Regions from separate parts of the Homo sapiens genome. Here region 2 is linked to region 1. Evidence: read pairs that join two places in POLR2A ChIA-PET (ENCODE). Cell type or tissue: endothelial cell of umbilical vein. All regions are shown on one strand. Each heading gives the region's core, and the rest is flanking DNA. Links, peaks and the distances in the headings are about the cores only.

Region 1 (8,277 bases), core at 2,191-4,690:
GCTGGAAGGGCGAGAGGAAGGTGGGCCATAGCCTGAGGCTAGAGGGGAGAGGAGAGCTGTCAATCAGCGGGAGGGTCCCCAAAAGCAAAGAGGAGGCCAGGGTCCCAGTCCAAGCCGTGCCTTCAAGTGGCTGTGTGACCCCATGCAAGCCCCTTTCGCCCTCTGGACCTCAGTAACCACATATGAATAGTGAACATTTAAACTAGAGCAGGGCTTTCCAGAATCCCAAGACTCCAGGGATAGAGATTCAAATGTGGCCTCCTTCATTGGGAGGATTGAAGAGCTTGATACACTTAGAACAATGCCTGGCCCTCAATGAGCCCTCAAAAAGTGAGAGCTATTGTCATACAGAGTGGAGGCTTTAAAGAAGGACTTCCTGGGTTCAAAGTGCAGCTCTGGGCTGTGTGTGGTGGTTCACACCTGTAATCCTAGTGCTTTGAGAGGCCGAGGCGGGAGGATCGCTTGAGCCCGGGAGTTTGAGACCAGCCTGGGCAACATAGCAAGACCTCATCTCTAGAAAAATAAAGTACAATAAAATAAAGTAGCCAGGTATGGTGGCATGTGCCTATAATCTCAGCTACTCAGGAGGCTAAGGTGGTAGGATTGCTTGAGGCCAAGATTTTGAGACCAGTCTGGGCAACAAAGCAAGACCCCATCTCAACAAAAAAAAAAGCAAAAAATAAAAACATTAAGTGCAGCTCTGCCTTTTGTTCTATGATAAGCTACTTTACTTCCTTGAGGGTCGGTAAAATGGGGAAAATGATAGTACTGATCTCCTGAGGCTGTTGTGAGAATTACATGAGAAAGTATAAGGAAAACCCTAAACATTCTGCCTGGCATAGTAAGCACTCAATCAATGTTATCTGTTACCATTATTGTCAGTCAAGGGAGGCTGCTTGGAAGAGGTGGCCCTGAGCTGGAATGTAATATGGCAGAGAGACCAGGAAAAGGCCAGAGCATAGAATATGGAGCCAGGTAGGGGGAGTGTGAGAGGAGAGTTGGAGTGGTAAGCAGAACAGTGGAAATTCCAACCCAAGAAGTCCAACCACACAGCCCAAACTCTTAACCGTTTGACTTTGTTTACTGCCCCCATCAAGGACTTCCACCACAGCCCTTTGGGGTCTTTCTCCATCCACGGCTTCCCCTCCACTCTCCTGCTCCATCATAAGCTGAAAGCCCCCACAGTCATGCCCCCGGGTACAAGCTGAGACCCCCTCCTGTGGAACCAGGCATAGGGTGTCATGGGACTTAGAGCAAGTGGTAGATTTCAAGGATTCCTAATCTAGGGCAGCCCAGGGAGCACACACACAGGTTGGGGTCTTACCAACGGCCACAAGGAGGAGGGAACTGAGCAGCCGGAGCATCATGAGTTTTGCGATGATAGGAAAAGGGCACAGAACCTGGGGCTCTAATATAGGGCAGAAGGTAAGCAAAGGGGGCTGACTGGGCCCCACTCCCAGAACAGGTGGTGGAAATGCAGGTCTCCCATGGTCCAAGGCCACAGTTCTCACTCACTGCAGATGGAGGAGTGACAGCCAAAGGAAGGACCTAGCGTTCCCTCCAACAGGTGGCCGCACAGGTGGTGTGGAGTGGCCAACTGATAACAAGAGTTCAGGAAGAAAAGCTCATGTCAGGACAAGACCTCCTCTTTCGGAAAGAACAGGGGCACTGGAACCGGGCAGACCACGGTTCAATCCTGGTTCTGCCACCTCCAAGCTCTGCGACTTTGGGCGCATGGCTTAACCTCTCTGAGTCTCAGTTTTCTGCTCTCTAACATGAGATTTATATTAGTACCCACCTCCACAAAAAATTTTTTGTTGAGCACTTTTTCTCTATGTATCAGGCACTGTTCTAGGGGATACAGCTGTGAAAAATACATGGTCTCAGCCCTTCTAGAGTTTGAGTCTAGGCCAGGAGCGGTGGCTCACACCTGTGATCCCAGCGCTTTGGGAGGCCAAGGTGGGAGGATCAATTGAGGTCAGAAGTTTGAAACATGGTGAAACCTTATCTCTACTAAAACTACAAAAATTAGCAGGCGTGGTGGTGGGCACCTATAATCCCAGCACCGGTAATCCTAGCTACTGTGAGCCTGAGGGAGGAGAATCATTTGAACCCAGGAGGCAGGGAGGCAGAGGTTGCAGTGAGCCGAGATCATGCCACTGCACTCCTGCCTGGGCCACAGAGCAAGACTGTCTCAAAAACAAACAAACAAACAAACAAAACAGAAAAGAAAATGGGGCGGGCACGGTGGCTCACGCCTGTAATCCCAGCACTTTGGGAGGCTGAGGTGGGTGGATCACGAGGTCAGGAGATCGACACCATCCTGGCTAACACGGTGAAACCCCGTCTCCACTAAAAATACAAAATGTTAGCCGGGCGAGGTGGCGGGCGCCTGTAGCCCCAGCTACTCAGGAGAGTGAGGCAAGAGAATGGCGTGAACCCCAGGGGGCAGAGCCTGCAGTGAGCCAAGATGGCGCCCCTGCACTCCAGCCTGGGCGACAGCGAGACTCCGTGTCAAAAAAAAAAAAAGAAAATGAAAATGGGTGATTGGGGTAGGAATGGAGTAAGTCATTTAGATGAGGGGGACAGAGAAAGTGACATTTGGGCTGAGGAGGTCATATCTGATGGAGTCCTGAGGATAAGTAAAAGCCAGCAACGGGAATCCCTGAAAGAAACGCGTTCTGAAGGGAGGCGACAGCAGGTGCGAAGTTCTGGAGGCTGCAATGGGCTTGGCTTGTTCAAGGAAAGGGAGGCCAGTGTGACAGGAGCTTGGTAGTCAAAGTAGAGAGGGGTGGGAGATGAGGTCAAAGAGCAGGCAACCCCGAAAGTGGAATTCACAGGTGATCCAGCGGTTTCCCTCCTAGGTCTACACCGTGAGAAAACCTTAGGCATGTGCTCCAGGAGGTGTGGATGAGATTGTTTGCCGCAGCCCCTGTTCTCAAACCTCAACAGCAAAGACCTAGAAACAACTCCCACGTCCATCAAGGTTCATAGGTCAATATGTGTAGCATATTCACACAATAGATTTTTTTTTTTTATAGTGGTGCGATCTTGGCTCACTGCAACCTCCACCTCACGGGTTCAAGCGATTCTCCTGCCTCAGCCTCCCGAGTAGCTGGGATTACAGGCGCGCACCACCACGCCTGGCTAATTTTTGTATTTTTAGTAGAGATGGGGTTTCACCATGTTGGCCAGGCTAGTTTCCAACTCCTGACCTCTGGTGATCCACCCACCTCGACCTCCCAAAGTACTGGGATTACAGGCATGAGCCACTGCACCCGGCCAGACGGGGCAATTTAAATAGATCCCTCCTGGGGGAAAGTCAGGCATCTTGCTGGGCAGGTTTTGTTTTAGGAGTGAACCCCCTCCAATCACAGCCTAGCCACTCTGATAGCCTGGGTTCATGGAACGTGTGTGGACACAATGGAAGCAGCTGTGAAAATCCTTTATACTGTGATAAAAATAGCCATGCCCTCCCCTGCCCTCTGTTCCCTATGTGCCCGGACATGTTTGTTTGCTCAGCTTGAAAGCTCTGAGCCATTCCCCAGACCTTACGCCAGGGAAGAAGGAGGGAGGGGCCCAGGAGGTGGCTGGGGAGAGATAGGGTTAGGTCCGATAAGCCCAGATTCCACTGTAGAGTGTCTGAAACCCACAGGGCCTAAAACGCGATCTAATCCAACCACTTACATCTGACAGAAGGGAAAATGATGGACCGGGCGCGGTGGCTCACGCCTGTAATCCCAACACTTTGGGAGGCCGAGGAGGGTGGACCACCTGAGGTCAGGAGTTCGAGACCAGCCTGACCAACATGGAGAAACCCCGTCTCTACTAAAAACACAAAATTAGCCGGGTGTGGTGGCGCATGCCTGTAATCCCAGCTACTAGGGAGGGTGAGGCAGGAAAATCGCTTGAACCTGGGAGGCGGAGTTTGTGGTGAGCCGAGATCGTGCCATTGCACTCCAGCCTGGGCAATAAGAGCAAAACTCTGTCACAAAAAAAAAAAAGAAGAAGAAAATGATGACCCAGAGAAAAGCCAGGACTTGGTCAAGTTTCCCTGGTTTGTTACTGCTTGGCCTGGTGAAGGGTAGCCCACGGGCATGGGAGGGTCCACTCTCCCTCCCCCAACTTCAACCGAGAAGCCTTCCCGGCTTCTTACCCAGGTGACCTTGAGCAAGTCCCAGCCTCTCTGTCGGCTCTGCTGGGTCCCCAGGGAGAGGGGCTCCCTGACGCCAACTGTCCCACCACAACCCCTGCCTGATTGGTCACTTCAAGGCCTATGGACTGACACTGGCAGTTGCACGGCTGATTAACTCTCCGAGGGTTTTCTGGCCTAGGAGTAGCTTGAGTGAAATCCCTGAAGATGAACCTCCTTCCAACACCTGCCCCGCAAGAGGGAAGATGGAGGGGTTAGATCTACTTTAGGCCTCAGCCTGAAGCAAAGCAAGCCATTTCCTGAATGGAGGTGGAAGTTAGGTCGGAGAGTATGCAAAATTAGGAGGTCAGTCTGGGAAGGAGAGGGAGGGCAGGGAAGCTGGCGAGGGGACAGAGGGGAAGCTGGTGAGCCTTTTTCCTGGGACTGGGGGAGTTCCATTCTTTCTAGTTCCCACCCCATAGGAAGCTCTTCGAGGGTTAAAACTTTATCTTATTCATCTTCAGATTCCCAGTACCTAGAAGGGAGCCTGGCACATGGTAGGTTTTCAACAGCATTTATTCAAGGAGACAACAAATGAATGAAGGAAGGGAAAGGACTCTTCAAATGCCCTCCGCTTCCTACCCTGAAAGCACGGTTGAGCCTGATATTCATGCAGGGTGCACCTGGAGGGTGTCCCCTCTGTGTGGCCTGGAAAAGCGCAGCAGCATGGATGGTGTCCTGATGGGCACATTCTTGAGATATTAATAGATGTTTGATGATAAATGGCCCCAGTAGAACGGAGCCCCATGGGGCAGGGGGTTTTGTGTGCTTTGTTCACTGCTGTGGCCTCAGCTCCCAGAACATAACCCAGTGGGCACTCAGTGAAGAACTAAAGGTCAGATGGGATTGGAAAGTATGAGCTCAGACAAAGTTCAAATTGTCCTTTCCTACAGGACTTCTCAGAGCCTTTAATATGCCAGTGTTCACGGTGAATCACACACAGTGGTCCTGAGTCTGGGACTCTGGTGCCTTATTGCCCTGTAGTTTCTGTGAAAATAAGATATTCAAAATCTAAGCTGTTGGAACTTTAAAATACCTTAGACTTAAGGGAATGAGATTATGGGACCTGAGTAATGTAAACAGGAAGGCATAACTTTTGTTTGTGTTATCGATTAGCTTTTCTTTACCTACATTGTTTTATAAAATGTTGTAAATGACTAAAGGGTGACAGGGCAGACTGTTTCACTCTCAACAGTCAATCTTCATTATAGATTAACTTCCTTCTTTTCTCTCTCACACAAAGACTTCATGACTATCACATTATCTAAGATAGAATGTTAAATACACAAATTGGAAAGGAAAATAAAACAAAGTGTATGGAAAAGAAGACAAATTTTAACTAGCTATATTGTTGTAACTCATAAACCAGCCTGGTATAGAAATGTTATAGTCCTACTAAATTTCTTTGTTTTCTGCCTGTATGAGCAAGATCTTCATTTTTTTTTTTTTTTTTTTTTGAAACAAAGTCTCACTCTTGTCCCCCAGGCTGGAGTGCGATGGCAAGATCTCGGCTCGCTGCCACCTTCACCTCCCGAGTGCAAGTGATTCTCCTGCCCTCAGCCTCCTAAGTAGCTGGGATTACAGGCACCTGCCACCATGCTGGGCTAATTTTTGTATTTTTAGTAGAGGCGGGGTTTCACCATGTTGGCCAGGCTGTTCTCAAACTCCTAACCTCAGGTGATCCACCTGCCTCGGCCCCCAAAAGGGCTGGGATTACAGGCACCTGCCACCACACCAGGCTAATTTTTTTTTTTTTTTTTGAGACGGAGTTTCACTCTTGTTGCCCAGGCTGGAGTGCAATGGCGCAATCTTGGTTCATCACAAACTCCACCTCCCAGGTGCAAGCGATTCTCCTGCCTCAGCCTCCCGAGTAGCTGAGATTACAGGCATGTGCCACCATGCCCGGCTAATTTTGTACTTTTAGTAGAGATGGCATTTCTCCATGTTGGTCAGGCTGGTCTCAAACTCCCGACCTCAGGTGATCCACCCTCCTCAGCCTCCCAAAGTGCTGGGATTACAGGCGTGAGCAAGGCGCCCGGCTTTTTTCTTTTTTTGAGACGAGCCTTGCTGTTGTCACCCAGGCTGGAGTGCAATGGCACGATCTCGGTTCACTGCAACCTCTGCCTCCCAGGTTCAAGCAGTTCTCCTGCCTCAGCCTCTCAAGTAGCTGGGATTACAGGCGCCCAGCTAATTTTTGTATTTTTAGTAGAGATGGGGTTTCGCCATGTTGGCCAGGCTGGTCTTGAACTCCTGACCTTGTGATCCACCCACCTGGGCCTCCCAAAGTGCTGGGATTACAGGCGTGAGCCACTGTGCCCTACTGTGTTTTTTTGTTTTGTTTTGTTTTGTTTTTTAAGAGAGGTAGTGTTTCACTCTGTAGCCTAGGCTGGAGTGCAGTGCTGTGATGATAGCTCAGAGCAGTCTCCAACTCGGGATCATGCTATCCTCCCACCTCAGCCTCCTCATAGCTGGGTCTACAGGTTCACGTCACCACACCTGGCTCCAAGACCTTAACTTTTTTTTTTTTTTTGAAATGGAGTCTCACTCTGTTGCCCAGGCTGGAGTGCAGTGGCACGATCTCGGCTCACTGCAACCTCTGCCTCCTGGGTTCAAGCAATTCTCCTGCCTCAGCCTCTGGAGTAGCTGGGATTACAGGCATGCACCACCACGTCCGGCTAATTTTTTGTATTTTTAGTAGAGATGCGGTCTCACCAGGTTGGCCAGCCTGGTCTCAAACTCCTGACTTCAAATGATCTGCCCGCCTCAGCCTCCCAAAGTGCTGGGATTACAGGCGTGAGCCACCATGCCTGGTGGGACTTTAACTTTTAACTTTGGAGCACTTACTCCTTTTCTCTGGAGCCCATGTTTCTGGATGACTATTCTCAGATTTTTGCTGGAATAAACTCTCAAAAACTGGATTCTGATCTCTTTGATGACTACAGGTCAACATTCCCCAGCTACCAGCCCCAGCTGTCTCAGATGGGTCAGCAGTGTCAGGGATGGGGAAGGAGGCCCTGCAGGTGCCCCACCTGTGGTACAAAGAAGCCACCATGGGAACCCAGGGCTAGGACAGTATGCAGGTATCTCTTGTCCCAGGGAAGGCATCACCCCGGCTGGGATCCAAGGAGGTTATTGAGCAATGGCAGTGGGGACAGGCACAGCCCTTTCCCCACGGCCAGTGCCATACCTTCCCGGTGTTACAGGAAAGGGGTCCCAATCCAGATGCCAAGAGAGGGTTCTTGGATCTTGTGCAAGAAAGAATTCAGGGCGAGTTCATAGAGAAAAGTGAAAGCAAGTTTATTAAGAAAGTAAAGGTATAAAAAATTGTTACTCCATAGACATGCCCATTTTTATAGTTATTTCTTGCTGATATGCTAAACAAGGGGTGGATTATTCATGCCTCCCCTTATTTTAGGCCATATAGGGTAACTTCCTGACGTTGCCATGGCATTTGTAAATTGTCATGGTGCTGGTGGGAGAGTAGCAGTCAGGACGACCCGAGGTCACTCTCGTGGCTATCTTTGTTTTGGAGGGTTTTGGCCAGCTTCTTTACTGCAACCTGTTTTATCAGCAAGGTCTTTATGAGCTGTATTTTGTGTGGATCTCCTATCTCATCCTGTGACCTAAAATGCCTTAACCTTAACTGGCTATCTGTCTGGGAATGCAGCCCAGGTCTCAGCTTCATTTTACCTGGCTGTCGCTCAGGCTGGAGTGCAGTGGCGCGATCTCGGCTCACTGCAGCCTCCACCTCCCAGGTTCAAGCGATTCTCCTGCCTCAGCCTCCCCAGTAGCCGGGACTACAGGCACGTGCCACCACGCCTGGCTAATTTTTGTATTTGTGTAGAGACCTCATTTTGCCATGTTGGTCAGGCTGGTCTCGAACTCCCGACCTCAGGTGATCTGCCCGCCTCAGCCTCCCAAAGTGCTGGGATTATAGGCTGAGCCACTGCGCCCAGCCTGACTGGCGTGCTTATATAAAGTGGAAACTGGGACACAGAGAAACTGCGGAGAGGGAAGGTGGCCATCTACAAGCCAAGGTGAGGGAACAGAACCTTTGCTCGTAGCCCTCAGAAGGAAACAAGCTG
Region 2 (8,277 bases), core at 3,196-5,695, 94 kb before region 1:
GATGACAGAGCAAGACCCTGTCTCAAATATTTTTTTTAAAATGATTCTGCCAATCATAAGGAAATAAAATTGTGAAATAAGGTATATCTTCCTTCTGTCCTTCCTGGCATCTACCCCTCCAATACCCATATCTTCTAGGTTTTTTATTTTTCTTTTTTTTTTTTTGAGACAGAGTTTTGCTCTGTCACCCAGGCTGGAGTGCAATGGCGTGATCTCGGCTCACTGCAACCTCCGCCTCCAGGGTTCAAGCGATTCTCCCACCTCAGCCTCCCAAGTAGCTGGGATTACAGGCACGCACCACCATGTCTGGCTAATTTTTGTATTTTTTTAGTAGAGACGGGGTTTCGCCACATTGGCCAGGCTGGTCTCAAAATCCTGACCTCAGGTGATCCACCCACCTCAGCCTCCCAAAGTGCTGGGATTACAGGCACGAGCCATTGCACCTGGCCTCTTCCAGGTTCTTAACACTATGGGAATTCAAATATCCTTTAAGAATCTCAGAGCTATAGCACCTGAAATTTTAAGTCCACACACTACAGATTTTAAAAGGTTATGGAACCCTCTCTATGGTATCATTATGATTGGCTGGCTGCCATCTAAACTCCACCAGACAATCCCTGAGCAAACGATCTGTATGGAGGAAGGGGATACTCCCAGCTACAAATGCCCTATTTTCCCGTGCCCCATGGTTCATTCTAGGCACAGAGAGACAGCAACCTTAAGATTTGAGATTAAATATTTGCTAGTAAGTTTTACAAAAAATTTATATTCTCAATAAGATTACACCTCTTTTAAAACTATGTCAAGTATTAATAGTAACTGTGAATAAAAGGCAAGTCAAATTTTTGGTAATACACCAAATATTTGGCAATATTTGGTTTCCGTCCCCACTTCCTAGCAGAGAGCTCCTAAAAACCCTAGGAATTTCCTGAGTGCTGAGTGTCTCTTGTTTTTCATAACAAATTCACACCTGAATTTATGTTAATAAAGTGACAGGGTGGCGGTGGAAGGGATGCTAGGAAGCCTCAGGATGGGGCTGGTCACCAGAAAGGCAAAGTGACTAGAGGGATGTAACTTTCAGCCCCATGCACCAACCTCCAGAGAGGGGAGGAGGGCTAGAAACTGAGCTCTATGAAAACTCCAGAACAGAAGATTTGGAGAGCTTCCAGGTCTGTGAACATTTCAAGGTGAGGGGAAAGCAGGTCACCTGAATCCCTCCCCACCCACAACCGTGCCCTATGTATCTCTTCCATTTGGCTGTTCGTGAGTTGTACCCTTTATGACAAAGGCATAAAGGTAAGTAAAACGGCCAGGCACGGTGGTTCAAGCCTGTAATCCCAGCACTTTGGGAGGCCGAGGCGGGCAGATCATGAGGTCAGGAGATCGAGACCATTCTGGCTAACATGGCGAAACCCCGACTCTACTAAAAATACAAAAAATTAGCCAGGCGTGGTGGCAGGCGCCTGTAGTTCCAGCTACTCGGGAGGCTGAGGCAGGAGAATGGCATGAACCTGGGAGGCAGAGCTTGCAGTGAGCTGAGATCACGCCACTGTACTCCAGCCTGGGCAACAGAGCGAGACTCCATCCCAAAAAAAAAAAAAAAAAAAAAAAAGGTAAGTAAAACGTTTTCCTGAGTTCTATGAGTTGTTCTAGCTAATAATCAAACCTAAGAAGGGCCATGGGAATCCCAAAATTTGTAGTCTACTGGGCAGAGGTATAGGTAGCCTAGGCACTGCATTTGTAGCTGCTGCCTAAAGTGAGGGCAGTCTTCCAAGACTGAGCCCTTAAGCTGTGGGGTGGGAGTATCAGAATTAAACTGTTAGTATCAGAACTGAATTTTCTTTTTCTGACACCACATTCACTCTAATCCAAAACACACTAAAAGTAAAGTTGCCTTCATGTGAAATACGTTTGCCCCTGAAGTAACCCATTTTCATACTTAGGATACAAGAAAGAAGAGGCACTACAGGAATCAAGAGAATGACCCAATTTCACAATCTTCCTTATCAGTTCAACAGAAGGACTAGTCTGGTTGTAGGATTAAACAGAATAAAATCAAAACTACTTGTCTCTCCTGTCAAATCCAGCCACTTTGGAAAATGCAGCTTATATAACCTTCTGCTGTAAGTTATAGTAGCATATCTAACGTACAATTTTTTAAACACCTACCCATGCATGTGATTTTTAGGCAACCAAAAGTACTCAAACCACAGCAATGTATTCCATGCATTCACACACGTATGCAAGTGTGCTAACAAACTGTCTTGTTTGCAGAACTTCTTGTTTGCTTCTATATCACAGAAGACATGTAACAAAAAGCATACAGCTGGCCTTATATGTTTGTTAGAAATGCTTGTTCCGACCGGGTGCGGTGGCTCACACCTGTAATCCCAGCACTTTGGGAGGCCGAGGCGGATGGATCACGAGGTCAGGAGATCGAGACCATCCTGGCTAACATGGTGAAACCCCGACGCTACTAAAAATACAAAAAAATTAGCCGGGCGTGGTGGCAGGCGCCTGTAGTCCCAGCTACTCGGGAGGCTGAGGCAGGAGAATGGCGTGAACCCGTGAGGCAGAGCTTGCAGTGAGCCGAGACCGCGCCACTGCACTCCAGCCTGGGCAACAGAGCGAGACTCCATCTCAAAAAAAAAAAAAAAGAAAGAAAAAAAAAGAAATGCTTGTTCCTCAGTGCCGTAAAGAAATAGCACTTGAACATAAATTTAATTTTCTCAGCAAGGCCATTTATACCTTCTGCAGAAAGGATACACTTGCCAGCAGTTTTGCCACAAAAGTACACCGAGCAAAGGAGACAGGGTCATTTATAACCTGACGTGTCTATCCTACTGCTGTGTCCGGTTTTTATTGGCTGGAACGGGACCTCACGTTTTGTATTTGTCCTGATAGGCTAGCAACTTACAACTTTTAAAAAGAGGCAAAGAAGGCCAGGCGTGGTGGCTCACGCCTGTAATCCCAGCATTTTGGAAGGCCGAGGCAGGCGGATCACGAGGTCAAGAGATCAAGACCAGCCTGGCTAACACAGTGAAACCCTGCCTCTGTTAAAAATACAAAAAAATCAGCTGGGCGTGGTGGTGGACGCCTGTAGTCCCAGCTACCTGGGAGGCTGAGGCAGGAGAATGGCATGAACCTAGGAGGCGGAGCTTGTAGTGAGCCAAGATCATGCCACTGCACTCCAGCCTGAGCAACAGAGCGAGACTCTGTCTCAAAAAAAAAAAAAAAAAAAAAAAAAAAAAAAAAAAAAAGAGGCAAAGGCAGAGGACAACAAAGGAAGGAGGAAGTAACTTGTGGAATGCTGAGAAAGGTAAAAATACCTTTAAACAGGCTATGACCTAATGCTTGCTTGGACCAGTATAAGCATGCCAGGGCAAATATTTAGGCTAAATTGTGGGAGCTAAGAACATAAAGTACACTGATTTATTTATTACAGCTAGCAGATATTTAAGAATGTTAGCAAAGGTCTTTGAATAAATTTTGCTTTTAAGAGAAGTTACTATTTATTTCTGATTAGATGTGGGGGAAGTCTTTGAAGAGGAATCTCTACTTTACTTTTTACATGTTCAATTAAGAATACAACATTGCTTAGAAAATCCTACCCAGAGGCTGGGCACAGTGGCTCAAGCCTACAATCCCAGCACTTTGAGAAGCCAAGGAAGGTGGATTGCTTGAGGCCAGGAGTTTGAGAACAACCTAGGCAACGTGGCAAAACTGCGTCTCTACCAAAAATACAAAAATTAGCTGGGCATGGTGGCATGCGCCTGTGGTCCCAGCTACTTGGGAGGCTGAAGATCATCCGAGCCCAGGAGACGGAGGTTGCAAGTAAGCCAAGATTATGCCACTGCACTCCAGCCTGGGCAACACAGGGAGATGCTATCTCAAAACAACAACAACAAAAACAAACAAACAAAAAAACCTCTACCAAGGCTGGGTGTGGCGGCTCACGCCTGTAATCCCAACACTTTGGGAGGCCAAGGCAGGAGGATCACTTGAGCCCAGCAAATCAAGACCAGCTTGGGCAACATGACAAAATCCCATCTCTACAAAAAATTAAAAAAAAAAAAAAAAAAAAAAAAAAGTGGTGGCATGTGCCTGTAGTCCCAACTACTGGGGAGGCTGAGGGGAGAAACCACCTGAGCCAGGAAGGTCAAGGCTACAGTGAGCTGTAGTCACACCACTGCACTCCAGCCTGGGTAAGAGAACAAGACCCTGTTTCGGCCAAGCGTGGTGGCTCACGCCTATAATCCCAGCACTTTGGGAAGCTGAGGCGGGCAGATCACTTGAGGTCAGGAGTTCGAGACCAATCTGGCCAACATGGTGAAACCCAGTCTCTACCAAAAATACAAAAATTTGCCAGGTGTGATGGCGCTCACCTGTAGTCCCAGCTATTTGGGAGGGTGAGGCAGGAGAATTGCTTGAACCCAGGAGGCAGAGGTTGCAATGAGCCGTGATTGTGCCACTGCACTCCAGCCTGGGGACAGAGTGAGATTCTGTCTCAAAAAAAAAAAAAAAAAAAAAAAAGGAATAAAATGGAGATTACAATAAGATGTTTTCCTCAAAATACTCAAGACTTGTAGATCTACTCATTCATCTACTCATTCATTCAACAAGCCTTTACTAAGTACCTACCACGTGCCAAGCTTTGTCCTATACGTAGGCACACCCCACAATTCACATAACAAAGTTCACGCCCTCTTGGAGCAACAATTCCAGTGGGGTACACAGACAATAAACAAGCATCACCCCCTACATATTCTTCCTTCAATAATACTACCAACTGACATCCTTACATGTAACTTTCTCATTCTAGTCTCTTAACTAAGAAACAGCAGGTGGCCAGAACACAGCACAAGCTGAAGCCAGCATGGCACCTGAGCACAAGACCAAGTTCTCCAAGAACCTGCTGTACATGAAGTTCATGCAAAGAAGACTGGACTCAGAAACTAAGAAATGACTAGAAGAGGAAGAAAATAAAATTAGTTAAGAGCACTGGTACTCAGATTTGCCAGAGCTTAATAAGTAAAGAATTTCATAACAGAAGAGCAGCATCTCTTGTTATGTGAAGATCATTTCTATGGAAGGAATTTCATTCATCAGATTTACTCCTGAGGTTGAGAAATTAGTGCTTCAGGTGAATACTAAGAACAAAGCAGAAATTGAAGATGAAACAGTGGAATTTTACGTGTCAGATGAAGAAGAAATGGCTAGAAGAAATGGCTAGAATATGAGACCTTGGTGGGGACAACAGGAAAAAAGTCTGCCAAAAAGGGAGATCAAGCCAATTATGAAGACAATGAAAATGGAGACCTACAACTAATTAAAGCAAAGAAAATGTTCTTAAAGCCCCGGGATCAAAATACAGAACTTAAGAGATGGCTCAGAGATGCCTTGTGAAAGTTAGCAGCATGTTTTGTAACTAGTTCTGATGGTGCCTCTATAGTTATTAATACTATAACGTTTATTTGTAAAGAGATGTATAATTTTGGAAACATGCTGTTTTTGAAACAGATGTGTAATGGATGTCATACATCCTCTGCTAAATGGTACTGAGTGGATTTTTAGCCCTTGATCTTCAAATATACAGGTTTCCTAAAGATTTTTTTTGTTTTTGAGACAGGGTCTCACCCTGTCACCTAGGCCAGAGTGGAGTGGCTCAATCACAGCTCACTGCAGCGTCAACCTTCCTGGGCTCAAGGGATCCTCCCATCTCAGCCAAATCTTGGGTGTCTGGCCTTACAACTCACCCTATTTTCAAGCTACCCTTCCACTACAAAACCTCTCCTTCTCTGAGACCTTTCCTAACTAGTCTAGGTATTGAAACTGCCCCAACCGCCTGACCACCTGCTATGTTTGTGTCCCAAAATTCATAAGCTGACACCTGATCACCAGTGTGACGTTGTTAGAAGGTGAGACTGCTGGGAGGTGATTAGGTCCAGAGGGCAGAGTCCCCTCATCCCCAAATGGGATTAGTGGCCTTATAAGACACCCCAGAGAGCTCCCCTACCCCTTGCACCATGCAAGAAGACACAGCAAAAAGGAACAAACTGGTATGGGCGCAGTGGCTCAGGCCTGTAAACCCAGCACATTGAGAGGCCGAGGCAGGCGGATCATCTGAGGTCAGGCGTTCGAGACCAGCCTGGCCAACTTGGTGAAACCCTGTCTCCACTAAAAATACAAAAATTAGCCGGTGGCGCATGCCTGTAACCCCAGCTACTCAGGAGGATCGCTTGCTTGGGAGGTAGAGGTTGCAGTGAGCTGAGAGCACCAAAGCGAACTTGGGAGGCGGAGGTGGGAGTGAGCTAAGATCACCACTGCACTCCAGCCTGGGAAACAGAGTGAGACCGTCAAAAAAAGAAAAAGAAGAAAAGAAAAAACCAGCATCTATGAACCACAAAGCAGGCCCTCACCAAACATCAAATACGCCAGCACCCCAATATTGTCCTTCCCAGGATGCAGAACTGTGATAAGTTTCTGTCGTTTACAAGCTACCCAGTCTATGGTATTGTTAAAGAAGCCTAAACGGACTAAACAGAACCCATGGCAAGGCCCTTCTTCTTGCCTTCTCAAACCTTCTCATGCTCCGTTCCCCTGTACTCTCCATGCTCTAGCTACACAGGTCTCTTACCTCCCCAGACGTGCCAGGCTCTGTCCTGCCTTCAGGTCTTTTTTGGCCCAATCTCTGCTCACCACAACCTCCGCCTCCCAGGTTCAAGCGATTTTCCAGCCTCAACTTCCTGAGTAGCTGGAATTACAGGCATGTGCCACCACACCCGGCTAATTTTGTATTTTTAGTAGAGACGGGGTTTCTCCATGTTGGTCAAGCTGGTCTCAAACTCCCAACCTCAGGTGATCCGCCCACCTCGGCCTCCCAAAGTTCTGGAATTACAGGTGTGAGCCACTGCACCCGGCCATGCCTTGAAGTCTTTACCAACAACACTCCTGCCCCTGCTCTTAAAGCTTTTGGCTTCTCACTCTCCAGATCTCAGCTCGAATCATCATCTCCTCCAAAAGTCCTCCCCTGACCACATTATCCAGGGCAATAGTACCCTCCCTCCTTACACTCCTTTCATATTACCTTATTTCCTTTATTGTAAGGTCATAATCTATAATTATCTTGTTTATCTGTCATATGGCAGTAGAAACAGACTTTTAAAAATAAGGAAATCTCCATAAAGGTAATAACTGCTGTATGCCCACAAAATAGCTCAATACCAGTCACACAGGACACACTCACCGAATAAATGAATCACAGGAGTAATTAACCATGTTATTTTTAGTCACATATGCTTACTTTATTCTAATAGATTTTTTTTTTTGGAGACAGGGTATCACTCTGTCACCTAAGCTGCAGCACAGTGGCGCAATTTCAGCTTACTGCAACGTCTGCCTCCCACGCTCAAGCGATTCTCCTGCCTCAGCCTCCCAAGTAGCTGAGACTACAAGCATGCACCACCTCACCTCACCCAGCCCCTCTAATAGATTTTAAGCTCTCTGAGAGAACAACTAGGCTTATACTTCTTTATTCCCCGTCCCAATGCAGCCAATACAATACTGAACAGTATATTAAGGGCAAGAAAAAATAAAATTCTTAAATGTCTTTTACAACTTTGTTGACTAAAGTAGTAATATGAAAAAAACGCCCAGGCACAGAGGCCTGTAATCCCAACACTTTGGGAGGCCAAGGTGGGTCAATTATTTGAGGTCAGCAGCTCAAGACAAGCCTAGCCAACATGGTGAAATCCCGTCTCTGCTAAAACTACAAAAAATTAGCCAGGCATGGTGGCGCACACCTGTAATCCCAGCTACTCGGGAGGCTGAGGCTTGAGAATCGCTTGAACCCGGGAGGAGGTTGCAGTGAGCTGAGATCATGCCACTGCACTCCAGCCTGGTTGACAGAGACTCTGACCCCTCCCCCGCCCCCCAAAAAAAGACGAGATTTTTAAAGACAAGCAAATATGGGTTCCAATCTTAGCTCCACCTCAATGTGTACGATCCTGGCAAGTTACTTCACTTCTATGCCTTAACTTTCTCGTCTACAAATTGACATCTAATTCACAAGACCACTACAGAGAAATGAGGTAATGTATATAAAGCAACTGGTACACACACCACCTAGCAGAGAGTAAATACCTAATATGGCACCTTATTCTTACGCAAAATTAAAATCTGCAGAAACAGCCCTAAAAAGGTCAGAACAGTTGTTAAGTAAAAGCATCTAAATATCATGAATAAGAGGGAACTCAGAAAAATCCTTGCTTCTCCTAG

Evidence for each region. Peaks named below come from ENCODE experiments on the same cell type or tissue, not always from the same donor. Only the 100,000 strongest peaks of a DNase experiment are listed, where the experiment ranks them.
Region 2: POLR2A ChIA-PET joins it to region 1 with 11 read pairs; 4 of 35 experiments call an interaction of 5 or more read pairs at or near these places.

What each region holds. Positions count from the first base shown.
Region 1 is chr1:21,970,130-21,978,406 of GRCh38, reverse strand. CELA3B (chymotrypsin like elastase 3B) reads right to left here and starts at 1,385. Exons shown (of 8, transcript NM_007352.4): 1 at 1,325-1,385; 2 at 1-38. The coding sequence starts at 1,367. In endothelial cell of umbilical vein, for the core only: no CTCF peak of the experiment used is centred there; a DNase peak (open chromatin) is centred at 3,466; H3K27ac peaks cover 2,045 bases.
Region 2 is chr1:22,065,427-22,073,703 of GRCh38, reverse strand. All of the region lies in intron 1 of CDC42 (cell division cycle 42), which reads right to left. It also overlaps the pseudogene MPHOSPH6P1. Among named protein-coding and RNA genes, the nearest start is that of CDC42, 17 kb to the right of the region's middle. In endothelial cell of umbilical vein, for the core only: no CTCF peak of the experiment used is centred there; no DNase peak of the experiment used is centred there.